Regions from separate parts of the Homo sapiens genome. Here all the other regions are linked to region 2. A link is a contact called in ENCODE Hi-C or POLR2A ChIA-PET data. All regions are on one chromosome and are shown on one strand. Each heading gives the region's core, a stretch centred on a gene start or an enhancer-like site at or near the end of the contact. The rest is flanking DNA. Distances are from core to core; before and after follow the strand shown. Region 1 overlaps CNIH4 (cornichon family member 4). Region 2 overlaps LOC105373281 (a long non-coding RNA gene). Region 3 has its middle 64 kb from the start of WDR26.

Region 1 (2,700 bases), core at 171-2,670, 680 kb before region 2:
CGGCTAATTTTTGTTTATTTTTTATTTTTATTATTTTTTTGAGATGGAGTCTCACTGTGTTGCCCAGGCTGGAGTGCAGTGGTGCGATCTCGGCTCACTGCAACCTCTGCCTCCCAGGTTCAAACAATTCTCCTGCCTCAGCCTCCCAAGTAGCTGGGATTACAGGCACCCGCCATAACGCCTGGCTAATTTTTGTATTTTTAGTAGAGACGGGGTTTCACCATGTTGGTCAGGCTGGTCTGGAATTCCTAACCCTGTGATCCACCCGCCTCGGCCTCCCAAAGTGCTGGGATTACAGGCGTGAGCCACCGTGCCCCATTTTTGTATTTTTAGTAGAGATGAAGTTTCACCATGTTGGCCAGGGTGGTCTTGAACCCCTGCCCTCAAGTGATCTGCCTGCCTTGGCCTCCTAAAGTGCTGGGATTACAGGCATGAGCCACCGCACCCGGCCTGATTGCTCTAATTGTAAAACAGACTCAAGTTTTGTAGAGGGAAACCTCCACAACAAATTTTAATCTTTTTTCAAGAGACAGGGTCTTGCTCTGTTACCCAGGCTAGAGTACAGAGATGTGATCATAGCTCTCTGTAACCTTGAACTCCTGGGCTCAAGCCATCCCTCCACGTCAGCCTCCCAAGTAGCTAGGACTATATAGGTGCCTATATCGGCTAATTTTTTTTTAAGAGATGGGGTCTCACTATTTTGCCTAGGGGTGTCTCGACCTCCTGGCCTCAAGTGATCCTCCCACCTTGTCTTTCCAAAGTGCTGGGATTACAGGCATGAGCCACTGTGCCTGGCCTAGATACTTAATTCTAAGGAATTGCCAGTTTGTGTGACACTGCTCCTCTAGTCGCATGTGTTTTAAGAACCCTTATCTTACAGAGAAACATACTAAAATATGACAGATGTAACAAGGTCTGGGATTTGCTTCAAAATGGAGGGCAGTGGAGGGCAAAGAAGGTGGTAGGTAATGGATAAAAGAAGAATGACTGTAAGTTTATTTTTTTTCTCTGCTGTTTGAATCAGCAAGTATGACCGTAAGTTGATTATTGTACCTGGTAAAATAGAAAATTACCAACTAACACGGGTAAATCCTATTACTCTGTCCCAGAAAGTTGGCAAATTTATATAAAGCTACCCCAGAGGATTCAACCTGCTCCACAGGTCTCTTTCTGATAGATACCAGTGGCAGTCAAATGTGTTACTTTTAATTAAGCAACACGAGAGGTTCAATTCTCACCCAGTTTGCATCCAACCTGTGAAATAAGATCTAGAAAACAGGAATTAAAGTGTATGTTCAACTAACTCACATTCTAACTAGGTGCTAACGTTTAATGGGAACTGATATAGATGAAACCAAGATTGCTCCATAACGGATGTAGCAAACCAAATATACAGCAGAGGAAGCCACAGGCAAACCACTGAGTTCTCTCTCAGCCTGCTGATTCCGACCACCCACCCACTCACTCTTCTCCACCCAGCTTCAGAGGGAAGCAATTAAAAATAAAAGCAGCCTTTACCCAAGAACTTATTAAAGAGCACCTGAGCTCAGAACCAAGTTAGCTCAGTGAACAGTCCCTTCAGCATGTCCAGACCATTATTGTGATTACTGTAGTGAAGAATGATAACCCGAAAGCTTTGAATGACCTTCAGTCATTAGACTGTATTTAACTGAAGCAAAAAAAAGTTACCTTTTCAAAAATTCCTGAAAAATATGGCTTAGATCCAAAAGGCTTCATTTACCAAGAATATTTCAATCTTTGCTATACTACATAGTAAAATAGTATATTTGGTTTAAAGTACATAAACTCAGGTGACAAAGATCCAGATATTGTAGAATTTCAAACTTACCTTCTCTATCTTGCTGCCCTTTTCCATATATTAGAACAAGTTTATTTAGATTTTGGGGACAACTAATTATACCTAGTATATAATATTTCTCACTACTTGACAAAGTATTACCTGTTAGCAAAGCTGATTTCTCCAGTCTCAAGTGAACCAGTTATAGCCATTTCCTAGCCTAGCATGTCAGAATATTTCATAATGTGACTGTCTTGAAAACAAAGATGGTCAACTTTGATTATGTTGCTCCATTGCTGCTTCTCTGACTTAAAGGCCATCAGTTTGACTTCTTGCTGAAAAAGCAATAGAACACCACAATCAGGTTTACTTATTCACTCAACAATCATTTATTGTTTGTGTGCAAGGCACTGTGTTAGGTGCCAAGAGCAGAAGGAAGAAGATACAAATATGAATGGGCATATTCTGCCCTCCAGGAACATACAATCTAAGAGTGATTAATTGCATACAAATAACTGTAATACCAGATAGAATGTGGTAAGTGCCATGGGAGATACTACTATAGGAAGCTTTCTTAGCTCTTAACTTCAAAGACCAGGTCAGGTTTTGTCCTACTGTAGTCTGTGGCAGGCATGAAAAGGCAGCTGAGGGGACCTGCTAGGCTTTGATGAACTGAGCTGCATCTTGGATTTCGCTTCCTCTTCTTTCTCAGCCGAGGTTACGGTGATTAGCAAGGGCAGTTGCTACCACTGAAAGGATAGAAGGAAAAAGGCAAGGGAAAATGATACGTACTAAGATGCACATAGGAGCACTCGATAGTAGTCTATGGACCGGGCCCTGGGTACTGCCATTATAGAGGGAAGGGGAAGAGGAGTGGTAAGGGAGAGAGAACACTGGACTAA
Region 2 (2,700 bases), core at 94-2,593:
AGCTAAACTGACTTAGCAGGGTCCTCGTTAAAACTGAATTTTTCAAGGAAGTGCACAGATGGGCCTAGGAAAGGATCAGGAGGCTCACTAAAGTTTGGTCAAGCAAAGAATCTTTGTCAAGGGCCAGAAGAGGCCAGAGGTGAGGCCGAGAGGTGGGGAGGGACTAGCTGCTATAGGACCTTGTAAGGGCAATTGGAGGGGTTGGAAGTGAAGGGTGAAAGAGGTGAGTGTGGTGGTCAGGCTGGTGGGGAAGGAGTAGGGCTCTAGGCAGCTCTGGTGGAGAGGCTCCTGAGCCCCATCACAGGTGTTCCAGGGTCCATGAGAACTTCTTCTGATAGCAGGACTGTAGGCCCATGGTCCTGCTTGCCCACTCTTCAGAAGCAGGCCCTGATGGAGAAGAACTTGGCTTTTTATTTTTTATTTTTAAGAGACAAGACCTTGCTCTGTCACCCAGGCTAGAGTACAGTGGCATGATCATAGCTCACTGCAGCCTCCGTTTCCTGGGCTCAAGTGATCCTCCCACCTCAGCCTCCTCAGTAGTTAGGACTACAGGCATTTACCACCATGCCAAGCTAATTTGTGTGTGTATATGTGTGTGTGTGTGTAGAGATGGGGTCTCGCTATATTGCCCAGGCTAGTCTGGAACTCCTGGCCTCCATAATTATCCTGCCTCAGCCTCCCAAGTGTGAGCTTGGCTTTATGAAGATACAATAATTTGGGGGCTTCTCCTAGTCTATTCCCACTCACGATTTTTATTTTTATTTTCACTTTTTATGTTTTTTGAGAAGGAGTCTCGCTCTGTCACCCAGGCTGGAGTGCAGTGGCATGATCTCAGCTCACTGCAACCTCTGCCTCCTGGATTCAAGCAATTCTCCTGTCTCAGCCTCCCGAGTAGTTGGGACTACAGATGCCTGCCATCACGCCCGGCTAATTTTGTATTTTTAGTAGAGACGGGGTTTCACCATAATGGCGATGCTGGTCTCGAACTCTTGACCTTAGGTGATCCACCCGCCTTGGCTTCCCAAAGTGCTGGGATTACAGGCGTTAGCCACCGCGCCCAACCCCCACTCACAATTAAACACAGCCTGCACATGTATTTCTGCACCAACAGGTTGACAGGCTCTCATTGGAGAGAAAATAACCCGCTCCATCCTTTTGTGCAACTGGAATGATTTGTGTGTCTTGGGAAGTTTTAAAGGTCACCAAGATTTCCTGAACAACAAAAATAAGCCTGTAGTAATAAAGTTATTACACCACAATCATGCTCTTCACTGTGAGCTATAGCGGGTGGTCCTGCCCAGGCAGGTGATGACGGTAAAATGGCGCCTCCTGGGGCCCGTTTGATGTTGTATTGGCTCCACCACGTGGCAAAAAGCAGTATTGTTATTTCAAAGCAAGAAAACCCCTAATTTAGCCATGGAAAAGGAAACCTCTATTTCAAAAGGCCTTTGATGCTTTTCAGCATAAACAAGTAAAACTGGCAAAATGTCTTGTTTTGGATCTCAGGCAGTCATGACTCCAGATCCCAAAGCCCTCTGGAGTCTGATACTGAGTTCCTCATGAACTGACCCATCTATTTATGTATCTATCTGTCTATCTATCATTATTTGTGACCACACATAACGTGCCAGGCATAATGCTGGGTACTGAGGCTTCAACCGTGAACAGGATACTGTACTGTCCTTACAGAGGACATAGACAATGGGCAACAGGCCATTGCAATTCACTGTGGTAAGCGCTATGGAGACAAATTACTGAGGATCCTCACCCAGATTTGGGGAGTCTTGGGTTATTTCACTTAGCATAATATCCTCATAATATCCTCAAGTTTCATCCATGTTGTGGCACGTGACAGGATTTCCTTTCTTCCTTCCTTCCTTTTTTTTTTTTTTTTGAGATGGAGTTTTGCTCTTGTTGCCCAGGCTGGAGTGCAAAGGTGCAATCTGGGCTCACCGCCACCTCCGCCTCCTGGTTTCAAGCAATTCTCCTGCCTCAGCCTCCTGAGTAGTTGGGATTACAGGCATGCACCACCACGCCTGGCTAATTTTGTATGTTTAGTAGAGATGGGGTTTCTCCATGTTGGTCAGGCTGGCCTTGAACTCCCAACCTCACGTGATCCACGTGCCTCGGCCTCCCAAGGTGCTGGGATTACAGGTGTGAGGCACTGTGCCCAACTGATTTCCTTCTTTTTAAGGTGGAATGATATTCTATTGTCTTGGATATACCACATACACTGAGAAAGTCTTTTTACATTTAATTTTTTTTTTTTATTTTTGAGATGGAGTCTCACTCTGTCACTCAGGCTGGAGTGCAGTGGCGCAATCTTGGCTCACTGCAACCTCTGCTTCTTAGGTTCAAGTGATTCTCCTGCCTCAGCCTCCTGCGTAGCTGGGATTACAGGTGCGTGCAAACACGGACGACTCTTCTTTTTTTTTTTTTTGTATTTTTAGTCGAGATGGGGTTTCACCATGTTGGCCAGGGTGGTCTCAAACTCCTGACCTCAAGTGATCCACCTGCCTCGGCCTCCCAAAGTGTTGGGATTACAGGCACAAGCCACCACGCATGGCCAGGAAGTCTTTTTTTTGAGACAGGGTCACTCTCTGTTACCCAAGCTGGAGTGCAGTGGTGTGATCATGGCTTACTGTGGCCTTGACCTCCTGGGCTCAAGTGATCCTCCCACCTCAGCCTCCTGAGTAGCTG
Region 3 (2,700 bases), core at 177-2,676, 800 kb before region 2:
GCGTGTATTGTATAAGGCAGTTGAGCTATGCTTTTCAGTTTCTTGATGTTCAAAAAATGACCCGAAATAGAGAGTTATAAAAAATTGAAACTAGAAAGGTATTAGAGGGTTAAATCATGAAAGGCTTTCCTTGCCCCATTCTAAGGCATTAGACTTTATGCAGGCAGTAGGAAATCCCATTGAAAACTGTTGAGGAGGGAGGTGGCACATCAAATCTGTTTTAGGAAATTGATGGCAGGATGAAAGATAGACTGGAAGGGAGAGGGATTAGAAGCAAACCAACAAAAACAACGATTGATTAGTCATGAGTCTCGGCTGGTAAAGGACATTTTATCAAATATCTCCAGATGTCCACATGGCCTGGAGTGGGGAAGAGTAAGAAAGCAGAGATACCTATGGCAACCTCTCTTCTTATCAGAACCAATGGCCTGCCCTTCACCCTTAAGAGCTTAGTGTATACAGCAGAGAGTCCAAATCCTAATACTGTATTACAATACCTCAGAAGGCTACCCAGTTGTCATAGAAGCTTCAAACAACAGGAAATTTTTAATTTTAAAACAAAGTCCATTTTAATTTAAATTTTTAACTAACATTTTTAAAAGGCGGGGAGTAGGATACAACCCCAAAACAATAAGCTTTAACGGAGTGTCTTCACTACCAAAAGTTTGTGAATCACTGATCTAAATCATGGCACTCCCAGCACCCCTTCCCGGAGCGGGTGCCAGTCCTGGCATGGGTTCCCAGCCCTCTGGGGAGCTACTGGTGTGCTAAAGCTTTGCAGTGCCTGCGGACAGGAAGAGGCTCCAGAGCTCCCAGAGCTCCCATCCTCAGATCCACAAAAAAATGCGAATCTCTCCTAGAGCAATGTAAGTGTCTTGATTCCTCTTCCTGTCGCCTTTCCCCGCTGCCCTTTCTGCTGCACTGTTGCAGCACTGGGCTGATGACGCCAGGGCAGTGAAGGTTCCTTGCCCCCCGCATCTTCCCCTGTGCTGAAGCAGCGCATGGTAACCTGGCTGCCCGTGTTCTGATGCATTCTCCATTCTTTCCCACAGGCACACTCCCACCTGCATTCCAAACTGACTGTTTCATTTACATAATTCCAATAGCTTTCACTGCCAGCTTCCTGTTTTTGTAAACTCATGTAGAATTTTTTAGTTTCATAAGAAACAAGGGCCCCAGCTCACAATCACCCTCTACCAACATAGTTTATCTGCATCAAAGAAGACAGGGAAGCTTCTGTCCATTGGTTTCCCTTCTTATTTTAGAAATAGAAGCTTAAAAAACACCCCAGTGGTTTCCAATCCAGAGAGTTGCATATAAGCTTTTGACTTTACTGGTTACTGGCTTCCTGTTAACTGAAAGAAGTTTCAAGCTGAGTCAGAGAAGAGAACCGGGCCCAGCAGTGATTCATTAGTGTTGCTAATGACACCCCTACCGCCACCACCATCACTGCTGCTTTTGCTGGGGCTGCTGGGGCCTCCATGTTAGCCTAATCCTAAGAGAGCAAGAAACTGAAGCCATTGTCCTGATTTTCTCTTCCAGATGGCATTGCAGTGGCAGCAGTGAGCACAGGCCAAGCAAGACTGGCCTTGAGATGAGGAGGCCAGATGGGCCCTGAATCAGGGTGGTTTCAGGATGCCCAGGAAGGCACTGCTGCTGCAGAATAACTTCCCCCTCTCCCTGCCCTCCCTTTGCACAGTGCCTGAAGATTCTTCCTCCTTCTGAGCTTTTCTGGTCTTCCTGTAAGATACAAATACAGCTTAAAAGGGCTGCTCATACCCTAATATGATTAATGTGATGAGCTCACTTTGGAAAATACTAATCACTTGAGACATGCAGATGGAAGAGATGCTGAATTATAACCCAAAAGACTACCAGGCCAGAAAAGACAGTCAGGAAAGAGATGCAAGTGTCAACTACTTCTCAGTTTTGCCCAGATCCGGGCTTCACTGCAGGGTCATAGTCAGGAGCATCTGACCACCATACAGCCAGCAGTGCAGGAAGTGTTCAGCACTCTTCAGCCATGACTCTAGTTTAGGGATTTCTCTCAGTGCCAAGATCCTCCTGGAGGGCTCCAACAAACAGCAACACATAAAAAAAGTTGCTTTAGAAATGCATCTATAACAACAAAGGGTTCCCAACCCATATTCTTGCAGCTAAGTCTGTCATATGCATTATCTTATCTAATCTTCACAGCAACCTAGGAAACATCACTTCTCCTGATTCTACAGATGAACAGTGAAGATGATGCCACAAGTAAATTTCTGACTTAAAATATCATATTCCATCACAGTATAATTGATTAATTCCTAGACTTTAAAAATCAACATATCATTCACATAACATAAAATCTATCATTTTTTAAAGTAAACATAAAATCTATCATTTGTTAAAGTATACAGTTCAGTGGTTTTTAGTATATTCACTATGTTGTGCAAACATCACCACTAGCTAATTCTAGAACATTTTCATCACCCCAGGAAGAAATCTTGTACCTATTAGCAGTCACTCCCAATTCCTCCCTATGCCTCTCTCCCTGACAACCACTCCTCTACTTTCTGTCTCTATAGATTTGCCTATTTGAACATTTCATATTAATGGAATCATAAAATGTAGTTTTTTTGTGACTGGCTTCTTTCACTGCATGTTTTCAAGAGTCATCCATGTTGTAGCATATAATAGTACTTCATTCCTTTTTAT

What was found. Hi-C counts contacts between places; a loop is a spot of excess contacts on that map. ChIA-PET counts read pairs that join two places held with the same protein, here RNA polymerase II (POLR2A). Pooled maps may share reads with other maps.
Region 1: a loop to region 2 is called in a pooled map, with 4 times the contacts of the local background. The contact joins two enhancer-like sites. A Hi-C loop is called at or near these places in 2 of 50 pooled maps. POLR2A ChIA-PET finds 5 or more read pairs at or near these places in 2 of 52 experiments (BJ and HEK293).
Region 3: a loop to region 2 is called in a map of mammary epithelial cell, with 5 times the contacts of the local background. The contact joins two enhancer-like sites. A Hi-C loop is called at or near these places in 2 of 168 maps with a recorded cell type or tissue (K562 and mammary epithelial cell) and 6 of 50 pooled maps. POLR2A ChIA-PET finds 5 or more read pairs at or near these places in 1 of 52 experiments (OCI-LY7).

The regions. Positions count from the first base shown.
Region 1 is chr1:224,378,916-224,381,615 of GRCh38, reverse strand. CNIH4 (cornichon family member 4) reads right to left here. Exons shown (of 5, transcript NM_014184.4): 5 at 2,164-2,700. Among named protein-coding and RNA genes, the nearest start is that of MIR4742, 18 kb to the left of the region's middle. Within about 2 kb of position 1,420, at least 5 of the 41 ENCODE cell types and tissues checked have a DNase peak (open chromatin) inside an H3K27ac peak, as active enhancers do.
Region 2 is chr1:223,697,039-223,699,738 of GRCh38, reverse strand. The region is part of intron 1 of LOC105373281 (a long non-coding RNA gene); the gene reads left to right. Among named protein-coding and RNA genes, the nearest start is that of CAPN2, 14 kb to the left of the region's middle. Within about 2 kb of position 1,343, at least 2 of the 41 ENCODE cell types and tissues checked have a DNase peak (open chromatin) inside an H3K27ac peak, as active enhancers do.
Region 3 is chr1:224,497,042-224,499,741 of GRCh38, reverse strand. It overlaps a transcript of CNIH3 not described here. Among named protein-coding and RNA genes, the nearest start is that of WDR26, 64 kb to the right of the region's middle. RefSeq lists enhancers at 876-1,407, 1,483-1,682, 1,408-1,937. Within about 2 kb of position 1,426, at least 30 of the 41 ENCODE cell types and tissues checked have a DNase peak (open chromatin) inside an H3K27ac peak, as active enhancers do.